Linked DNA regions of Homo sapiens: region 1 is linked to region 2. A link is an interaction called in ENCODE POLR2A ChIA-PET data of the cell type or tissue named here. Cell type or tissue: HCT116. All regions are shown on one strand. Links, peaks and the distances in the headings refer to the core of each region. The heading gives the core; the rest is flanking DNA. Region 1 has its middle 7.2 kb from the start of DAGLB. Region 2 overlaps LOC112267992.

The links. Peaks named below come from ENCODE experiments on the same cell type or tissue, not always from the same donor. Only the 100,000 strongest peaks of a DNase experiment are listed, where the experiment ranks them.
Region 1: POLR2A ChIA-PET joins it to region 2 with 5 read pairs; 2 of 35 experiments call an interaction of 5 or more read pairs at or near these places.

The regions. Positions count from the first base shown.
Region 1 is chr7:6,452,396-6,457,825 of GRCh38, reverse strand. No RefSeq gene overlaps it. Among named protein-coding and RNA genes, the nearest start is that of DAGLB, 7.2 kb to the right of the region's middle. In HCT116, for the core only: no CTCF peak of the experiment used is centred there; a DNase peak (open chromatin) is centred at 3,865.
Region 2 is chr7:6,935,736-6,952,769 of GRCh38, reverse strand. LOC112267992 reads left to right here. Exons shown (of 2, transcript XR_002956537.2): 2 at 1-2,320. It also overlaps the pseudogene FAM86LP. Among named protein-coding and RNA genes, the nearest start is that of CCZ1B, 120 kb to the right of the region's middle. RefSeq lists enhancers at 4,058-4,558, 4,559-5,059 and a silencer at 14,378-14,437. In HCT116, for the core only: no CTCF peak of the experiment used is centred there; no DNase peak of the experiment used is centred there.

The DNA of each region.
Region 1 (5,430 bases), core at 2,669-5,168, 490 kb after region 2:
TAGTCTGAGCTACTCAGGTGGCTGAGGTGGGAGGATCGCTTGAGCCTGGGAGGTGGAGGTTGCAGCGAGCCAAGATCACACCACTGTACTCCAGCCTGCAGAACAGAATGAAACACTGTCTCAAAAATAAAATAAAATAAAATAAAATTTGTATACTACCAGTTTCCCAAAAGAGATTTCTTTGAAATTAAATTGTTTTGTAGGGTTTTGTTATTGTTTGTAACATTAAGTTCACAATACCTTTACTTATACTAACAAAAGTTTATGTAGAAACATTATCTTATTGCTAAGTACAAATCCTGTTTTTAAAAGAACTATTACTTTTAAGAATTTGGCAGGCATGAGGTGGGGCATGGTGGCTCATGCCTGTAATCCCAGCACTTTGCGAGGCCGAAGCGGACGGATCACCAGAGATCAGGAGTTTGAGACCAGTCTGTCCAACATGGTGAAACCCCATCTCTACTAAAAATACAAAAAAAAAAAAATTAGCTGGGTATGGTGGTGCGTGCCTGTAATCCCAGCTACTCGGGAGGCTGAGGTCGGAGAATCGTTTGAACCCGGAAGGCAGAAGTTGCAGTGAGCTGCGATCGCACCACTGCACTCCAGCCTGGGTGACAGAGTGAGACTCTGTCTCAAAAAAAAAAAAAAAAAAAAAAGGATTTGGCAGGCATGGTAGCTCATGCCTGTAATCCTAGCACTTTGGTTTGGGAGGACGAGGTGGGTGGATCGCTTGAACTCAGGAATTTGACCAGCCTGGGCAACGTGGCAAAACCCGTCTCTACAAAAAATACAAAAATTAGTCAGGTGTTGTGCTGTGCACCTATAGTCCCAGCTACTTAGGAGACTGAAGCAGGAGGATCACTTGAACCTTGGGAAGTCGAGGCTACAGTGAGCTGAGAGTGGGCCACTGTGTTCCAGTGTGGATGACAAAGTAAGACCCTGTCTAAAAAAAGAAAAAGAAAAAAAAAAGTCGAGGCCAGGAGCAATGGCTCACGCCTGTAATCCCAGCACTTTGGGAGGCCAAGGCGGGCAGATTACAAGGTCTGGAGTTCGAGACCAGCCTGGCCAACATAGTGAAAACCTGTCTCTACTAAAAATACAAAAAATAAGCCGGGTATGGTGACACACGCCTGTAGTCCCACCTACTCGGGAGGCTGAGGCAAGAGAATCACTTGAACCCAGGAGGCAGAGGTTGCAGTGAGCCGAGATCCACCACTGCATTCCAGCCTGGGCAACAGAACGAGACTCCGTCCTCCCCGCCCCCCCAAAAATAAATAAATAAATAAATGTAAATATATAAATAAATATATGTGTGTGTATATATATATATATATATATATATATATATATATATATACACACGATCATAGGCACAACCTACTACTGAATTAATGGTGGCTCAGCGTTTTGGTTATATATTTGCATGCCACACATACGTATCACGATATGTTTGTGTGTATGTAATTACGGAGAGATTAGGCAAAGTTGAACAAGCATCATTTGAAAATAAACTTTGTTTTCATGCATACATAAAATTAGAGAACTTGTTTTACCTCACCCTTAAGTTTTAAATAGTTTATTTATTTTATTTATTTTTTTCAGACGGAGTCTTGCTCTGTCGCCCAGGCTGAAGGGCAGTGGTGGGATCTCGGCTCACTGCAACCTCCGCCTCCCAGGTTCAAGTGATTCTCGTGCCTCAGCCTTCCAAGTAGCTGGGATTACAGGTGCCCAAAACCATGCCTGGCTAAGTTTTTTGTATTTTTAGTAGAGATGGGGTTTCCTCATGTTGGCCAGGCTGGTCTCGAACTCCTGACCTCAAATGATCCGCCTGCCTCAGCCTCCCAAAGTACTGTGATTACAGGCGTGAGCCACTGCACCTGGCCCAGTCTTGGGTACTTTAAAGAAACTCCTAGATGGCATATTTCATCCATAGATACTACATTCTAGTCCTAGTTGATAAAGACTTTTTATCACACCAACAAAGTTAGTACTTCTTTTTTTTTGAGATGCAGTCTCGCTCTGTCGCCCAGGCTGGAGTGCAGTGGCACATCTCGGCTCACTGCAAGCTCCGCCTCCCGGGTTCACGCCATTCTTCTGCATCAGCCTCCCGAGTAGCTGGGACTACAGGCGCCCCCCCAGCAAGCCCGGCTAATTTTTTCTATTTTTTTTAGTAGAGATGGGGTTTCACCGTGCTAGCCAGGGTTGTCTTGATCTCCTGACCTCGTGATCTGCCCGCCTCGGCCTCCCAAAGTGCTGGGATTACAGGCGTGAGCCACCGTCCCTGGCTAGTAATTCTTAAATATCATCTAACAGTCTATGTTCAAATTTTCCTGTCTCAAAAACATCTTTTTATCTCTGATCAATGGTGTCCAGCAAAAAAAAAAAAAAAAAACCAAAAACATATTTTTTATGGTTTGTCAATTTGAAGCACATCCAAAGCCTGCACGTAGCAGAAGCAGATTATCACTTTTTTTCTTTCTTTCCTTCTTTTTTTTTTTTTTTTTTTTTTTTGGAGGGAGGGTCTCTCTCTGTTGCCCAGGCTAGGGGGCAGTGGTGCCATCATAGCTCACTGCAGTCTTTAACTCCTTTAACTCCTGGGCTCAAGCAATCCTCCCACCACAGCCTTCTGAGTACTTAGGACTACAGGCCCATGCCAAGACACCTGGCCAATTCTTAAATTTCTTGTAGAGACGGAGGTCTCACTATGTTACCCAGGCTGGTCTCCAACTCCCGGGCTCAAGTGATCCTCCCGCCTCAGCCTCCCAAAATGCTGGGATTACAGGTGTGAGTCACCATGCTCAGCCTGGCCCACTTTTATAACTAAAGGCTTAAAACTCACCAGCAACAGCCACGCTTTTAGAGTATATAGTAGTGCGTGCTGTGGTGGTATTTAGTAACTAACCCATCAAAAAAACTAATATATGCACATATATACATACTTTTTTTTTTTTTTTGAGTTGGAGTCTCAGTCTGTCGCCAGGCTGGAGTGCAGGGCGCGATCTCGGCTCACTGCAACCTCTGCCTCCCAGGGTCAGCGACCTCCCTGCCTCAGCCTCCTGAGTAGCTGGGACTACGGGTGCGCACCACCACGCCCAGCTAATTTTTGTATTTTTAGTAGAGACGGGGTTTCACCATGTTGGCCGGGATGGTCTGGATCTTTTGACCTTGTGCCCTATCCGCCTCGGCCTCCCAAATTGCTGGGATTACAGGCGTGAGCCACCGTGCCCGGCCCATACACATACATTTATTGTACATTTTACTGATTCAAAGAATGTTGTGTTGGAGATCCCCCAAACCACCTTCAAGTTGAGTGATTTTTTTTTTTTTTTTTTTTTTGAGACAGAGTCTCTCTCTGTCACCCAGGCTGGAGTGCAACTGCAATCTCGGCTCACTGCAACCTCTACCTCCTGGGTTCAAGGGATTTTCCTGCCTCAGCCTCCCAAGTACCTGGGATTACAGGTGCATGGCAGCACGCCTGGCTAATTTTTATATTTTTAGTATCACCATGTTGCTCAGGCTGGTCTCAAACTCCCGACTTCAAGTGATCTACCTGCCTCGGCCTCCCAAAATGCTGGGATCACAGAAGTGAGCTACTGAGCCCGGCCATGTTCTATGATTTGCTAGAAGCACTCAGGCTCAGAAAGGCTGTCATACTTATGGTTGTAGCTTATTACAGTGAATGGATATGGATTCAAATCAGCAAAGGAAAAGGTGCATAGGGCAGTGTCTGGGAGACGCCAGGCATAAGCTTCCTTTCACAGTGGAGTCATATATATATCCTTAATTTGCCCAGCAACAATGTGTGACAACATGCATAAAGTATGTCCAACTAGGGAAGCTTCCCTGAGCCTGGGTGTCCAAGGGATTTTATTAGGCTCGGTCATGTAGGCATGGAGCATCCGTGTGACTCACCTTACCTACTCAGTCTCCAGCCACCCACCCAGAGGTTAACCTAATACAGCATGGCGCAAGGCTGCCACCACCAACCCACTGTTAGCATAAACTACTAGATGTTGCCCAAGGCCTGAGATATACAAATACACTCCTATCAAGTAGAATATTCCAAGGGCTCAGAAGTTATGTTTTAGGAGCTGGTCAAGAGCCAATCCTTTCTTTAGAATGTGCATACCCCAGACCTGTTGTGATAACACTGTGCTGCATAGATGTGTAGCAGATAATTTATTACACAAATAATAATGATGACATATAATACTCTTTACTATAATTCCAGATTTCCAGATAGCCTGTCACAGATGCTTTTTTTTTTTTTTTTTTTGGAGACAGTCTTGCACTGTCGCCCAGGCTGGAGTGCAGTGGCACGATCTCAGCTCACTGCAACCTCTGACTCCCAGGCTCAAGTGATTCTCCTGCCTCAGCCCCCCGAGTAGCTGGGACTACAGGTGCCTGTGCCACCATGCCCGGCTAATTTTTGTATTTTAGTAGAGATAGGGTTTCACCATGTTGGCTAGGCTGGTTTCGAACACCTGACCTCAAGTGATCTGTCCACCTCCCAGAGTGCTGGGATTACAGGTGTGAGCCACCGCACCTGGTCAATGCCCAGAATTTTCATCAGCCCAGTGAAATACCCTTGTCTAAAAATGTATTTGTTCACAGACCTTGCAAGCTTGTATTTTAATTTTATTATTATTAGTTTCATTTATTCTGAAACTTTTGGTACAGATCTTGCAATGTTTTTACTTTTTCTTTTAAGAGACAGGGTCTCGCTATGTTGCCCAGGCTGGTCTCAGCCTCAAGCCAGCTTGCCACCTGGCTGATGTTGCAATGTTAACATTAATTTCCTGGTACTGTTCTCTGACTTCCATCTTCTCCTTCCCAAGCCCTGCCATACCGCTCCAGCCCCACCCCTGCCTCTCATTCCTTCTACTTACTCTTTTTTTTTTTTTTTTTTGAGACAAAGTCTTACTCTGTCGCCCAGGCTGGAGTGCAGTGGCGTGATCTCAGCTCACTGCAACCTCTGCCTCCCAGGTTCAAGTGATTCTCCTGCCCCAGCCTCCTGAGCAGCTGGGATTACAGGCACGTGCCACCACGCCCACCTAATTTTTGTATTTTCAGTAGAGATAGAGTTTCACCATGTTGGCCAGGCTGTTCTCGAACTCCTGACCTCAAGTGATCCGCCTGCCTCGGCCTCCCAAAAGTGCTGGAATTACAGGCGTCAGCCACCGTGCCTGGCCCCACTTACTCTACACATAATCAGTTATTCATTCATTGAGAATTTAAGAATGCCTAGAATGTGCTCTATTACATTCATAGGAGTGAATAAGATGGACAAGGTGCCTCTGCTCGTGAAACTTACACTTTTAAGGGAGGAGGTAAGAGATAATAAACATGATGTAATGTCAGGGGCTCATTATGTGCCATGAAGGAAACTAAAGCAGCGTAAGGAACAGAGCCTGACAGTTTTGCTGTTTT
Region 2 (17,034 bases), core at 6,406-8,905:
GTATGTAGCCGAAGAAATGACCGACCTGATGTGTGTTATAACCCATCTGAGCCCCCTGCAACCGCCGTTTTTGAAAAAAGAATAAGAACTGGCCTTTTCCTAGGTGATACAAGTAAAATAATAACTAGAACAGAAGAAAAAGAAATCCCCAAGCAAATAACTTTAAGATTTGATGCTTGTGCAGCCATTAATAGTAAACAGCTAGAAATAGGATGTGGTTCTCTTAATTAAGAAAGGAGCTAAAGAGTAGAAAATAAATATGTTTGTCATGAGTCAGGGGTTTGTGAAAATTGTGGCTATTGGACATGTGTTATTTAGGCTACTTTAAAAAAGAACAAAAAGGACCCGGTTTATCTTCAGAAGGGGGAAGCCAACCCCTCCTGTGCTGCCAGTCACTGTAACCCACTAGAACTAATAATTACCATTCCCTAGATCCCCGTTGGAAAAAGGGAGAACGTGTAACCCTGGGGATCAATAGGACAGGGTTAAACCCTCAAGTTGCCATTTTAATTAGAGGGGAGGTCCACAAGTGCTCTCCCAAAACCAGTATTTCAAACCTTTTATGAGGAGCTGAATCTGCCAGCACCAGAACTTCCGAAAAAGACAAAAAATTTGTTTCTCCAATTAGCAGAAAATGTAGCTCATTCCCTTAATGTTACTTCTTGTTATGTACGCGGAGGAACCACTGTCGGAGACAGATGGCCTTGGGAAGCCCGAGAGTTGGTGCCTACTGATCCAGCTCCTGATATAATTCCAGTTCAGAAGGCCCAAGCTAGCAACTTCTAGGTCCAAAAACCTCAATTATTAGACAATACTGTATAGCTAGAGAAGGGAAAGACTTTATCATCCCTGTAGGAAAGCTTAATTGTATAGGACAGAAGTTGTATAACAGCACAACAAAGACAATTACTTAGTAGGGCCTAAACCACACTGAAAAGAATCCATTTAGTAAATTTTCTAAATTACAAACTGCTTTGGCTCATCCAGAATCTCATCAGGACTGGACAGTTCCCTCTGGACTATACTAGATATGTAGGCACAGAGCCTACTTTCAGTTACCTAATAAATGGGCAGGCAGTTGTGTTATTGGCACTATTAAGCCGTCCTTTTTCTTATTACCCATAAAAACAGGTAAGCTGCTAGGTTTCCCTGTCTATACTTCCCGAGAAAAGAAAGGCATAGTTATAGGAAACTGGAAAGATAATGAGTGGCCCCCTGAAAGGATCATACAGTATTATGGGCCTGCCACATGGGCACAAGATGGCTCATGGGGATACCGAACCCCCATCTACATGCTCAATTGGATCATACGGTTGCAGGCTGTCTTAGAAATAATTACTAATGAAACTGGCAGAGCTTTGACTGTTTTAGCTTGGCAAGAAACCCAAATGAGGAATGCTATCTATCAGAATAGACTGGCCTTAGACTACTTGTTAGTAGCTGAAGGAGGAGTTTGTGGAAAATTTAACTTAACCAATTGCTGCCTACAAATAAATGATCAAGGATAGGAGGTTAAAATGATCAAGGATAGTCAGGGACATGACAAAGGTGGCACATGTGCCTTTACAGATTTGGCACGAGTTTAACCCTGAGTCTTTATTTGGAAAATGGTTTCCAGCTATAGGAGGATTTAAACCCCTCATTGTAGGTGTATTGCTAGTGATAGGAGCTTGCTTGCTGCTCCCCCGTGTATTACCCTCGCTTTTTCAAATGACAAAAGGTTTTGTTGCTACTTTGATTCATCAGAAAACTTCAGCACAGGTGTATTATATAAATCACTATCGTTCAATCTCACAGAGAGACTCAAAAAGTAAAGATGAGAGCGAGAACTCCCACTAAAAGTGAAAATTCTCAAAGGAGGGAAATATGGTGTGAGACCACCACGTCTCCTGCTGTCCTTCCCAGTTCCTCCCCAACCTCCCTTTTTCCCTAGTTTATAAGACAGGAAAAAAGGGAGAAAGCAAAAAGCTGGAAAAAACAGAAGTAAAATAAATAGCTAGACGCCCTCGGCGCCACCACCTGGCCCCGGTGGTTAAAATATCAATAATATTAACCCCTGACCAAAACTACTGGTGTTATCTGTAAATCCCAGACATTGTATGAGAAAGCACTGTAAAAACTTTTTGTTCTGTTAGCTGATGTTTGTAGCCCCCAGTCACATTTCTCACGCTTACTTGATCTATTATGACTTTTTCGGGTAGATCCCTTAGAGTTGTAAGCCCTTAAAAGGGCTAGGAATTTCTTTTTCAGGGAGCTCGGCTCTTAAGACACGAGTCTGCTGACTCTCCCGGCCGAATAAAAAAACCTCTTCCTTCTTTAATCCGGTGTCTGAGGAGTTTTGTCTGCAACTCGTCCTGCTACTCTAGCTCTCCGTGACTCATCCCAACCCTTTTCATTACACACAGCCGAAGTGCAGCGCTGTGCAGTTGAAATTCTTACACAAGGACCAGGATCGCGTCCTGTAGCCTTTTTGTCCAAACAACTTGACCTTACCGTTTTAGGTTGGCCATTATGTCTCCGTGAAGCAGCTGCTGCCACCCTAATAGTTTTAAAGGCCCTTAAAATCACAAGCTATGCTCAACTCACTCTCTACAGCTCTCATAACTTCCAAAATCTATTTTCTTCCTCACACCTGCCACATATACTTTCTGCTCCCTGGCTCCTTCAGCTGTACTCACGCTTTGTTGAGTCTCCCACAATTACCATTGTTCCTGGCCCGGACTTCAATCCGGCCTCCCACATTATTCCTGATACCACACCTGACCCTCATGACTTCATCTCTCTGATCCATCTGACATTCACCCCATTTCCCCACATTTCCTTCTTCTCTGTTTCTCACCCTGATCACACTTAGTTTATTGATGGCAGTTCCACCAGGCCTAATCGCCACACACCAGCAAAGGCAGGCTATGCTATAGTACAAGCCACTAGCCCGCCTCTTAGAACCTCTCATTTCCTTTCCATCGTGGAAATCTATCCTCAAGGAAATAACTTCTCAGTGTTCCATCAGCTATTCTACTACTCCTCAGGGATTCTTCAGGCCCCCTCCCTTCCCTACACATCAAGCTCAGGGATTTGCCCCCACCCAGGACTGGCAAATTAGCTTTACTCAACGTGCCCCGAGTCAGGAAACTAAAATACCTCTTGGTCTAGGTAGACACTTTCACTGGATAGGTAGGGGCCTTTCCCACAGGGTGTAAGAAGACCACCAAGGTCATTTCTTCCCTTCTGTCAGACATAATTCCTCAGTTTAGCCTTCCCACCTCTATACAGTCTGATAGCAGACCGGCCTTTAGTAATCAAGTCAGCCAAGCATTTTTTCAGGCTCCTGGTATTCAGTGAAACCTTTATATCCCTTACAGTCCTCAGTCCTCAGGAAAGGTAGAACAGACTAATGGTCTTTTAAAAACACATCTTACCAAGCTCAGCCACCAACGTAAAAAGGACTGGACAATACTTTTACCACTTTCCCTTCTCAGAAGTCAGGCCTGTCCTTGGAATGCTATAAGGTACAGCCCACTTGAGCTCCTGTATAGACGCTCCTTTTTATTAGGCCCCAGTCTCATTCCAGACACAAGACCAACTTGGACTGTGCCCCAAAAAACTTGTCATCCCTACTGTCTTCTGTCTAGTCATACTTCTATTCACCGTTCTCAACTACTCATATATGCCCTGCTCTTGTTTACACTGGTGGTTTACACTGTTTCTCCAAGCCATCACAGGTGATATCTCCTGGTGCTATCCCCAAACCACCACTCTTAACTCTTAAATAAATAATCTTTGCTGGCAAGGCTATGCTGAACCTCCTTAGGCACTCTCTAATTAGATGTCCTAGGTCCTCCCAATTCTTCGTCCTTTAATGCCTGTTTTTCTCCTTCTCTTATTCCGTTTAGTTTTTCAATTCATACAAAACTGTATACAGGCCATCACCAATAATTCTAAATGACAAATGTTTCTTCTAACAACCCTACAATATCACCCCTTACCACAAAATCTTCCTTCAGCTTAATCTCTCGACTCAAGGTTCCCATGCCACCCCTAATCCCCCTTGAAGCAGCCCTTAGAAACATCGCCCATTATCTCTCCATACCACCCCCAAAAAATTTTCACCATCCTAATACTTTACCACTATTTCATTTTATTTTTCGTATTAATATAAGAAGACAGGAACGTCAGACCTCTGAGCCCAAGCTAAGCCATCATATCCCCTGTGACCTGCATGTACACATCCAGATGGCCGGTTCCTGCCTTAACTGATGACATTCCACTATAAAATAAATGAAAATGGCCTGTTCCTGCCTTAACTGATGACATTATCTTGTGAAATTCCTTCTCCTTGCTCATCCTGGCTCAAAAGCTCCCCTACTGAGCACCTTGTGACCCCCACTCCTGCCTGCCAGAGAGCACCCCTTTTTCCTTTACCTACCCAAATCCTATAAAATGGCCCCACCCCTATCTCCCTTCGCTGACTCTCTTTTTGGACTCAGCCCACATGCACCCAGGTGAAATAAACAGCTTTATTGCTCACAAAAAGCCTGTTTTGTGGTCTCTTCACACGGACGTGCATGAAAAAGAGTGTCCTATTTTTTTTTTTTTTTTTTTTTTTGAGAAGGAGTTTCACTCTTGTTGCCCAGGCTGGAGTGCAATGGCATGACCTCAGCTCACTGCCACCTCCTCCTCCTGGATTCAAGCAACTCTCTTGCCTCAGCCTCCCCAGTAGCTGGGATTGCAGGCATGCGCCACCATGCCCGGCTAATTTTGTATTTTTAGTAGAGATGGGGTTTCTCCATGTTGGTCAGGCTGGTCTCAAACTCCTGGCCTGAGGTGATCCACCCGCCTCGGCCTCCCAAAGTGCTGGGATTACAGGTGTGAGCCACTGCGCCCGGACAGTAGTGTCCTCTTATAAGGACACTTGTCTTTAGATGTACAGCCTACCTAAAATACCCCAGGAGAATCTCATCTCAAGATCCTTAACTTAATTACATCTGCAAAGACCCTTTTTCCAAATAATGCCACCTCAACAGATTCTAGGCACAAGGATCTGGATATATCTTGTGCAAATCCACCATTCAGCTCACTACACTAGAAAGAGGAAAAATAACGAAGTAACAAAAGGCGCAGAAGAAAGAACAGATGCAGCTTGTGTGGCAGTGGCCATCAAGGCAGGCTGGGGTAAAACTGTGTCAACAGAACCCCCAGATGGAACTCGAGTGCCGCCGTCTGCTCCCAGCTACTCACAGAGAACTTTTCTGTTTCTGACAGCAGAGTAAGAGAAGAGGTGGGAAGAGAGATAGCCCATTCTCTGTTGGCCTAATTCCTAAGGAATCATGCCTCTGCCTTCGGGCCATTCTCAAGTCTTGTTCAAGGATAAAATGATTTATTGATGGCCGTAATTATAAAGCAATGCCAACAGAAGCAGCCTCAGCATTTTTCATTTGTACTTACACATGAGCAAGAGCAGTTTAGGGAAACGGGTGCCTTCAGGTTCTATTTCTCCATCTAGAGAAGGGCTGCCTTCATGGAATGCTGGTCCTGGGGAGAAGCCTCATTTCTATAGCAGGAATTGATATAGTTTTAAATTCCAATTGGTACACGGAGCTACCCGTCCTCATTTCAAGCACTTCTGGTTTGTTCTGGGTTCAGTGGGTGAGAAATGAGTAGAACTCTGGGGAAGAGGATGTGGGGTGAGCGTGGTTTTGATACCCAGACAGAGCTGTTCTTCCATCAGTGTCTTGAATGTGATTCAGAAAGGGCTTCTCCACTCAAGATGGGAGTAATGAGCTGATTTAAGGCGGGTGATTGACTTGTTTTGGTGGCTATTTTTATACTAGCTGGTTAACGAGCTATTTTCTTCATTAGTTTCAGGCATGTGAGCTTAATGAAGCATTGGACCTCCCAAATTACAAGGGAAATATATAGCTTATATGGTAGGTTCAAAGGAGTTAGTGAACAAACACAGTAGGGCCACAAATTATTGTTAAAGACATGAATGCATGAAAGTGTATCTATGTCCAAATGGACTCTGCAACCATACTGTTCCACCTGAAAATTAGTAGATCGAAATTCCGCAAATGCTTGGACAGGGGATACTCTCAGAAACATTCTGACTAAAGAGCTTGGTTTCTTTTCACATCACTAAGGTAATTTCTTCCCGGATTGACTCTGGACTAAATCTTATGATACCTACTTGTTCTGATTGTACTTAGCCACCTGCAAATAAGGTGGGGGCAGTGGTAAGAGGAGCTGTTGAATGAAATTAAACATTTGTTGGATGCCTACTGAGGATAAAGCCCTGTGCTTTGTGCCAGGAAGATTCCAGAATAAATGAGGCACAGACCTACTCTCCGGAAGCTTTTGCAAACTAATGGAGAAAACACATCTGCGGGCAATGACTTATGGTATAAGAGGAAATGGGGCCAGGTACGGTGACTCACACCTGTAATCCCAGCACTTTGAGAGGCCAAGGTAGGTGGATCGCTTGAGGTCAGGAGTTCAAGACCAGCCTGGCCAACATGGCGAAACCCTGTCTCTACTAAAAATACAAAAAAAAAAACGAGCCACGCTTGATGGTGTGCACCCACAATCTCAGCTACTTGGGAGGCTGAGGCACAAGAATCACTTAAACCTGGGAGGTGGAGACTGTAGTGAGCCGAGATCCCACCACTGCACTCCAGCCTAGGAGACAGAGTGAGACTGTCAAAAAAAAAAAAAAAAAGGAAATAAGATTGATGTTGAATGGAAAATCTAAGCAGGATGCAGTGGCAGGAGAGCGCCCACTTGCCCAGCTCCAATAACACTTTTGACAGCCATGACAATATTGCAGGGACGCCCATTCCTCATGGTATCTGAAGCCCCATGAAGGCTTGCGTCTGGAGGCTGGTTCAGTCTTGACTTTAAGATCAGGGGATACAAGGAATGATTTTCATCTATCTCAAGACAATAGTCCAGCCAAAAATCTAGGTCTGAGATGATGAGAAAAAGCAAGTCATGAACCATGTCAGCCATTTCATCATCATCATCATCATCATCATCAAAAACAAAAGACAGACCTGTAACGGTCTTGTGTGCCTGGCTCTTGTCTTAGTTCAAAATATAGAAGTAAATTCTATGGCCAGTGAACAATGACTAAAATAGCTCTCATCACTGTTGTCTGCCACCATGTAAGATGTGCCTTTTGCCTTCCACCATGATTTTGAGGCTTCTTCAGCCACATGGAACTGTGAGCCCATTAAACCTCTTTTTCTTTATAAATTACCCAGTCTTGAGTAATAAAATAGTGGTTTGTCCACAACATCAATGAACGATGCTGTCACTTGTTTGAAACGCTTACCATTTAAGAGGTTTGGATAAACAACAACCTAAAATAAATAAGCACTAAGCAAACTCAGGGCTACATAATCCCTGTGGTGAGGTAACTGACAATGGGTACCACTGGGACAGTTTACTCTTAAATCACCTCTATCTACATGTGCCCAAGCAGTGAGATACTTGGTTTTAATCCTAAAAAATCATGGTGCACATTTACTCCTGCCTTCCAACTGGGCTCTAACGTCACCTCCTCAGAGAAGCCCTCTTTTCTGTGCTTCCACTCTGCTTTTTTTCAGCATTTAGTAGAGCATCAGTCACCATCCATATCTGGGAACAATGATTGTAAGAAACAGAAATCCATTTGCATGAGCTGGAGGGAAAGGAGCACACCTTATCTCTAATAGGCAAACTCATGGGCACGAGAAATAAATGAGAGGCCATGAGAGAATGGAAACTGCAGTTACAGAAACCAAAATGCCTCTTTCTGGCTCTCAGAAGCCCATTTTTTTTGAGACACAGTCTTGCTCTGTCGCCCAGGCTGGAGTGCAGTCGTGCGATCTCAGCTCACTGCAAGCTCCACCTCCCGGGGTTCATGCCATTCTCCCACCTCAGCCTCCCAATTAGCTGGGACTACAGGCACTCGCCACCACACCTGGCTAATTTTTTATATTTTTAGTAGAGACGGGGTTTCACCATGCGAGCCAGGATGGTCTCGATCTCCTGACCTCGTGATCCGCCCGTCTTGGCCTCCCAAAGTGCTGGGATTATAGGCGTGAGCCACCGTGCCCGGCAGCCCATGGTCTTTCCTATCAGCCCTGTGGACTTCCTTATCTCTGCTTCTCTCACTCACAACCAATTTTCCCTTCTTGCTGGTGGCCCATCATGGCAGCCAGCAGAGCCCACCACCAGCTGATCAGTCAGTTACTGGATATCTTGGAGTGGGAGGGAGGGAGGGAGGAGAGAGGGAGAGGGAGAGAGAGAGAGAGAGAGAGAGAGAGAGAGAGAGAGAGAGAGAGAGAGAGAACGACAATTGGGCTTCTGGCCAACCAATTGAGTATAGGGAGGGGAAGTACCATGGTACAAATATGGCGCCAAGACCTGCTTTCTAGCATGGCCAATGAGCAGGGAAATTGAGGGAAGGTACCTGCAAGCACAGCAGACATCTCAGAACATGCTCTCTGTTCTTAGTTCTCTCTCCTGCCTTCTCCTAGATTGTAAATATCACAAGACAATCTAGAATAGTACCTGGCTCAAAATATTTGAGAAAGAGAAAAAGGAAGGGATTGGATCAAACTCTGGACTTCATGGTTTCCTAAATTCACTCTGCAAGTTTTTGGGTTTTTTGTTTTTTGAGACAGAGTCTCGCTCTGCTGCCCAGGCTGGAGTGCAATGGCATAATCTTGGCTCACTGCAACCTCCACCTCCCAGGTTCAAGCAAATCCCCTGCCTCAGCCTCCTGAGTAGCTGGGATTACAGGCACGCACTGCTACACCAGTTAATTTTTGTATTTTTAGTAGAGATGGGGTTTCACCATGTTGGCCAGGCTGGTCTCGAACTCTTGACCTCGTGATCCACCCACATCGGCCTCCCAAAGTGCTGGGATTACAGGTGTGAGCCACCACGCCTGGCTGACTCTGCAAGTATTTAAGTGAATGAATGTCAGTCCCTGAGAATCAGAAGAAAGGCATTAAATCTCTGTTAGGTTTAATCCTGGTCAGCAGCTGTGGGGTGTCCTGGGTTTGGGATCAGTGGGATGAGGAACAAGCAGGTTCTCCAAACCACCACACAGGGAGGGGAGGTGTTAACTAGGCCAAAGATGATGGGCGGGGTACGTGCTTGGGTTTCAAACAGCTTATGCCAGGCCTAAAAACCGACGCTGAAGCAGAAACTGTATTAAGCAAATTGATGACACAATGGAGGGGGTCCGAAAGTTTAATATTGCCAAGAAGAATACAAATATTGATCATGCAATATGACATTGTTATCACACCATCTCCTGCTACACGCCAGGTTTCCTTTACCATGAGATAGAGGAGATTTGTGGATCTGACCTAACCCTCCAAATTGTAAGGTCCCTGAGAGTGGGCTCATGACATTCATGTTTTATAAATGTGGCATAAAGGCTCACACTGGCTGCCATGTGGCCCAATGCCAGTTCGTTGCTGCATTCAGAGAACCATCATTCCAGCATGCAAGCATACTTAAAGGCAATTGAAATGTTTACCGCCGTCCCTCAAGACCAACACCAAAGAAAAATTATTTTCAAAATGCATAGCAACACTTCTTAAAATCTTATTTTCCCATCTCTTTCTCTCTAACACATTGCCAGGAGTTTCCCAGGAGCAAAACTGTCAAAAAGACCCAGGAGCAAAATGATTAATGACTTCACAGTATCTGATTCTGATTTAGTTGGTTTAGAGTGGTGTCCGTGCATACGTATATTTTAATATCTTGCTGGGCACAGTGGCACACACCTGTAGTCTCAGCTACTCGGGAGACTGAGGCAGAAGAATCACTTGAGCCCAGGAGTTTGAGTCCAGCCTGGGCAACATAGCAAGACCCTGTCTCTGAAAAAAAAAAAAAAAAGCAAAAAGAAATCTCTCTCAGCTGCAGTCAGGGTTGATAACTAGTTGATCAAATAATTGTGGTAGCCAACCTTTGCAATGGACCTTAATATTCCCACCTCCTGGTGTTATTCATTGTGGAATCTGTCTTAGCTAGTCCTCAATTGGGTCTGGTATGCAGGCCCCACCTTGAGAGGCTAGTCCCACCTCCTACCCCACACATGGTTTTACACTTACTTTCAAGACTGGCCTAAAAATGTAAAATGTACTTGTTTTGACCTTGTTTCCAATGAAACAACTATTCTAAACACTCATTTAGGATGGTTGGGGAAATTTGAACACTGGCTAAATATTGAAGATATTTGCTTCCAAATAACCCAGCTTGGTAATGAGATGATGGCGGCTGAGGCTGGTGATAGGCACAGAGGGCTTCATTATCAAATAGAAACAAGTCGAAAAAACAGAATCTTTTCCATAATAAAAATGTAAGGTAAACACAAAAATGTATTGAGTGCATAAAAAGAATCTATGGTCTCACAGATATTAGCTTATAATTTGAACATCAAAAATAAAAGTGATGGCCAAGTGCAGTGGCTGATGCCTGTAATCCCAGAACTTTGGGAGACTGAGGTGGATGGATCACTCGAGCCCAGGAATTTGGGACCAGCCTGATCAACATAGTGAGACCCCCATCTCTAAAATAAATAAATATAAATAAAAGTGACTAGAATTGATTATAGAACATCAACTCTATTTGAGTCTATAAAGATTACTGGCAGGGGGGGGCAATGGGGAGAAGGAGAAAGAGAATATATTTGTGACCTAGATTATTTTCCTTAGTTTTGAGAGAATCTTCGGGTCTCCTGGGTCTTCTAGTCCAGTATTTATATTTATTTTATTTATTTTTTATTTTTTTAGATGGAGTCTCACTCTGTCACCAGACTGGAGTGCAGTGGTGCGATCTCGGGCCACTGCAACTTCCGCCTCCCAGGTTCAATCGATTCTCCTGTCTCAGCTCCCCATGTAGCTGGGACTACAGGTACCTGCCACTGCACCTGGCTAATTTTTGTATCTTTTGTAGAGACGGTGTTTCACCATATTGGTCCAGGCTGGTCTCGAACTCCTGACCTCAAGTGATCCACCCACCTTGGCCTCCCAAAATACAAGGATTACAGGCATGAGCCACCACACCCTGCCTATTTTCCTTAGTATTCAAAGAACCTTTAGGTCCCCTGGGTGCTCTAGCCCAGTATATCTCAAACTTTGCTGCACTGAGGACCTTGTCGAAATGCAGGTTCTCAGCTGGGAGGCTCAGTGGGCCAGCAAGTCTGCATTGGTTTAGGAAGCTCACCCTGAGTAGCAAGTTTCAGTGAGGACCAGGCAGGCCCGTGCCTGCCAACCCCCTCTCAGCTGGGCTTAACTCTGGCTCTCTCCCGCCAGGGTTCCTCCCCTCAAAATAGGAGCTATTTTCAAAAAGTCTCTTGGAAAAAAGGCCCTGTTTTAAAATCGGGGTGTTTACCACGGGGTTTGAAGACCTTTGCCCAGACCCCCGCAACCAACTTAGAACTGACGTTTTTACTTTTGAAGGCCCCACTCCACACCATATTAAATTCATTAAAATCAACCGCCATGACAGGCGTATCTCAGGCATCACGCCCTCAGAACGGAGTTGCAGCTGACCACTTGACAATGTTGCAAAGCATTAAACATGCATTCATTTCAGCCTTGCAGTTTTCACATTTAGGAGCCAATTGTCTTAGGTCTAAAGCATTCATGTCCAAGCATTGTTATGGGCCCCAGACACTATGCTTCCCAGCCTTTATGGCATCTGCAATGTTGGTTCCCACCCCTGGGTTCTGGCCGGCTAGCCCACACCACCTCACTGCTCCCCCATTCAAGTGTGCCTTAGGTGTGTGGTTTCCAGACTCATCTACACTTTAGGATCACCTGGGATTTTTTCAGTGTTCCAAAACCCAGGTCACACCCCACCCCAGAATAATTAAACCTCAACCTCTGGAATGGGACATAGCATCTGTTTTTTGTTTTTTGTTTTCTTCGGTTTTTGAGACAGAGCCTCACTCTCTTACCCAGGCTGGAGTGCAGTGGCACAATCATAGCTCACTACAGCCTCCAACTCCTGGGCTCAAGCAACTTTCAGGTCAATGCAGTAGGTCAGGGCTTCGAACATGGAGATACCTGCAGTTATCTTGCACCCTGCTCTGAGTTTCACCCTGAGCCTCACTCTCGTAGGTGGTGAAGCATGAAATGCAGGGATAGCTGCTTTAAAACCCAGCACAAGGCTGGGCGCACTGGCTCACACCTGTAATTCCAGAACTTTGGGAAGCCGAGGTGGACAGATCACCTAAGGTCAGGAGTTCAAGACCGGCCTAGCCAACATGGCAAAAACCCATCTCTACTAAAAATACAAAAATTAGCTGTGCGTGGTGGTGCACGCCTATAGTCCCAGCTACTCGGGAGGCTGAGGCAGGAGAATCGCTTGAACCCAGGAGGCGGAGGCTGCAGTGAGCCAAGATCGGGCCACTGCCATCCACCCTGGGCAACAGAGCGAGACTGTGTCAGAAAAAATGAAAAACCAGCAGCAGCCTGAAGAGCCTGTGTATTGCGTGGGGTACTTTGCTGCCCTTGGGCAGAATCTGCATCCCTCCCAGCCAGCAGGCGCTGCGGACCGTCTCCTCCCTCTCCCTCCAGGCTCCTGTTTTCCCGCTGTCCCCGCTCCTGCTGCAGCAGTCCCTCTGCCCTCCGTTCCAAGTGCCAGGCCGCGGCCACCTCAGAGCTTGCACCAGCTGTTGCCACTGCCTGGAACTTGCTCGTCCTGCACTCGGCTTCTCTCGGCTTTAGCTGGGGTGTCACCCTGAGCGTCCCCTCCCCTCCATCCTGTCCCCAGGGACACACGCTCCAAGAGAGCAGTTGCCGAGTGGGCCTTCCCGCCTCTTCCATAGAGCCAGACAGTTGGCGACTGTCCTCACTGTAAACCCTGGTTCACACTGGCTCCCCTGGGAGGGAGGTGGTTTGGGCCCACGTGCCCTGCGTTCTTGCTCAGAATGGGCGTTAGAAATGCTGCCATAGCCTGTGCCACTGCAGTGGAAGCATTTTTAGGAAACGGCTTATATCATAAGACAAACTTCAGATGCATGGGGCCAGAACGCTGTGTCCATCTACATCTTTGCTGGGGGATCGGGTAGCCTGGAGTTTGCCCTCTGCTGTGTTGGCTTGAAGCTCATAGGAGGCTTAAGACGGGCTCTCGAGCAACCAACGTTCTGTCCTTTGCGGTAGACTGTGAAGCATCCTGTGTGTGTGAAGCACCGGCCGTCAGTCAAGTATGCCCGGTGCTTTCTCTCAGAACTCATCAAAAAGGTCAGTTATGGGGAGTGTCCGCCCAGTAGCCAGACAGCATAGCCACCTGCGTGCTGGAGCCCCCGTCCTTCCCAGGCCCTGGGCCTGCTTTGCAAACCCCAGCGTGGCAGGGGCCTAACCAGGCAACTGGCTGCAGCCGCGTGTGACCCATGGGAGACAATGCAGGATGGGAAGAAGGGGAGGCCAGCGTCTCTCCCTCACTCTGCCTCCTGGGGTTTCTGCCGCAGCTGCTGCTCTGGGGCCCCAGCTCCTAGCATATGGATTCTCATTCCTACCAGGCTGGCCCAGCCCACAGCACTGGAACCCTCACCCACACCCTCTGTCCTACCCGCCGAAGGGTTTGGAGTTTCCTACTCTTGTCTGTCTCTGGGTTGCCCCACGGGCCCCTGTTGGAAGGTTTAGCTCTTGCCATAACTTTGGAACTAGTTCCTCTGGTGAATTCTCCGCATTGATCCTGCTGGAATGTGCTCTTTCCTGACTGATACAGGATGGATTTTATTTTTTACTTATTTATTTTTTTGAGACAGAGTCTCACTGTGTTGCCCAGGCTGGATTACTGTGGCACAGTCTCGGCTCCCTGAAACCTCTGCCTCCTGGGTTCAAGCAACTCTCGTACCTAGCCTCCTAAGAAGCTGGGACTACAGGCACATGCCACCATGCCTGGATAATTTTTGTATTTTTAGTAGAGACAGAGTTTCACCATGTTGGCCAGGCTGGTCTCGAACTCCTGACCTCAGGTGATCCACCTGCCTCGGCCTCCCAATGTGCTGGGATTACAGGCATGAGCCACCGCACCTGGCCTAGGATGGATTTTAAAGATGGGCCCGAACATGCAGCGTTTGACATAAGGATGTCGAGAGGCCATTCCTCAGTAGGCAGTAGCAGACCTGCTGAGTGAAAGGGCCACACTTTTAGCAAGTAAACAATCCCCTGCTTCTCCAATACCTGCTTTCTCCCTAATCCTCCCCAAAAGGGTGCATCTGTAGTCACCAGCAGGTCTGCCCTGTGCCACCAGGAGAGGGCAGCAGTCACCCAGTGTATCTTGCTGCTGCCCTGTGAATCTTAGGATGGGGCCAGCCGTGGAGAAGCAGCCTGCTGACAGCCACAGCCTACAGCATGGGCCGCCCTCACAGTTCTGCCTGGGCTCACTTAAAAGCACCTTTTGTTTTCCTCCTCTCTGTCATGGTCATGTGGCAGCTCTCACGGATCCTTGTCTCCTGCCCTAGACTACACCTAACACTACCCTCTCAACACCTCTCGTTGAAGGCCCTCCCATCCAGGTTTCCCTACCAAGTGAATTTTTTTTTTAGAGACAAGGTCTCTTGCCCAGGCTGTCCTCGAACTCCTGGGCTCAAGCAGTCCTCCCATGTCAGCCTCTAGAGTAGCTGGGACTATTCGGCACACACCACCAAGCCCAATGAAGTGAATATTTTATATGCCAGCTGGCCAGTATTACACCATTCCATCCCAAATCTCCCCTCCAAACTTGGTGAAATCATCTGACCATTTTTACAGATTAGAACGAAAGCAAACAAGCTCTCACTCTGCCTGCCCCCAGCAGGAGGCTGTCCACACGGAGCCTTTGGACGAGCTGTACGAGGCGCTGGCGGAGACCCTGATGGCCAAGGAGTCCACCCAGGGCCACCGGAGCTATTTGCTGGTATAAGAAGGGCACCCTCCTCCCCCTCACAGCCCAGATACCCTTCCTGCACAGACAAAGTGAAAACGTGGGTGTGGGTTCAAATCCTGACTCACCCATTCTGCAGTCTTAGACATGAGGTCCGTCAACCTTCTTTAGCCTCAGTTTCCCTGTCTGTAAATCAAGCACTTCAACAACAACAGCATGTCTCATGGGGTTGTTGGGCATTTGTCCAATAGGTGACACACTCTACCTCCTTCACAAGGACCTGGTGTCCATTCCTCAAAGAATACTTGACAGGTCCGGGTGTGGTGGCTCACACCTGTAATCCCAGCACTTTGGGAGGCTGAGGCGGGTGGATCCGAGGTCAGGAGTTCAAGACCAGCCTGGCCAATATGGTGAAACCCTGTCTCTACTAAAAATACAAAAATTAGGCCGGGCGTGGTGGCTCATGCCTGTAATCCCAGCACTTTGGGAGGCTGAGGCAGGTGGATCACCTGAGGTCAGGAGTTTGAGACCAGCCTGGCCAACATGGTGAAACTCTCTTTACTAAAAATACAAAAATTAGCGGGTGTGGTAGTGGGTGCCTCTAATCCCAGCTATTCGGGAGGCTGAGGCAGGAGAATCTCTTGAACCCAGGAGGAGGAGGTTGTAGTGAGCCAAGATCACGCCATTGCACTCCTGCCTGGGCAACGAGAGTGAAACTCTGTCTCAAAAAAAAGTAGAAAAATGAGCCAGACATGGTGGCACATGCCTGTAGTTGCACCTACTTGGGCGGCTGAGGCAGGAGAATTGCTTGAACCCAGGAGGCAGAGGTTGCAGTGAGCCAAGATTGTGCCACTGACTCCAGCCTGGGGAACAGAGCTCAAAAAAAATAAGATAAAACATAGATACAGAAAACCACAAAGGAAAAACATAGCATATTGAATCATCACAAGGCAGCCACCCCTTCATAGCCACACCCGGCCCCTGGCCACCACTGACCTGTGCTCTATCACCAGAATTCCGTTGTCTCAGGAATGTTCAATGAATGGAATCCTGTGTGGCCTGAGATGAGTGTCTTTCATGCCACATGACACCCTTGAGGCCCGTGCAAGCTGTTGGCATGTCAACAGTTAGTTGCTTCTCATTGCTGAGTGGCGATTGGTCCTGTCATGGTTTATTCAGCCATGTGGTGGATGGCTACTTGTCTTCTAAGCCACTTGCCTTCTGATCGCTGGACTGACTCTCTCGCCCTCTCTTGGTGCAGCCCTCGGGAGGCTCAGTCACACTCTCTGAGAGCACAGCCATCATCTCCCACGGCATCACAGGCCTGGTCACATGAGATGCTGCCCTCTACCTTGCAGAATGGGCCATTGAGAACCCGGCAGCCTTCTCTCATAGGTGACCTCGGGGTGCATGGCAGGGCACCGAGGCAGGCTTACCCTGGTGCAGTCGCAGACATGGTCCCCTTTCCTCCCGCCAGGACTGTCCTAGAGCTTGGCAGTGGCGCCGGCCTCACAGGCCTGGCCATCTGCAAGATGTGCCTCCCCCGGGCATATATCTTCAGCGACTGTCACAGCCGGGTCCTCAAGAAGCTCCGAGGGAATATCCTTCTCAATGGCCTCTCATTAGAGGCAGACATCTCTGCCAACTTAGACAACCCCAGGGTGACAGTGGCCCAGCTGGACTGGGATGTCGCGACAGTCCGTCAGCTCTCTGCCATCCAGCCAGATGTTGTCACTGCAGCAGGTAATGCCCAGCCCCGGGCACCCTGTGCAGGCGGTGTCCTTGCAGCTCTACCCAGCTCTGGGCTCTGGGAAAAGGGAACGATGGACGCTGTTGGGCATGGACATGATGGGGCTTCCAGAAGAGTTACTCTGGGCCTCCAGGGTGACATCAAAGGACAGGGGTGCCTCTTAAGGTGACCTTACAGCCACAGCCCTCTTTTTGGAGACAGGCATACTCCCATTACAGTCATCACCACATGGCTCTGTCCCAGAGCCATGCCTGTGTCTTTCAGAGACCACAGGAGGAAAACAACCACTTCTGGGATGAGGACAGGGCCCTTGAGAGAAGGTGGTGTTTGGCTGGGCCACCGAAAACCCCTCGCCCCTGCCAGCACACTCAGTCTCCTCTCGGGTCGAACAGAGCTCTGCCTGTGGTCCT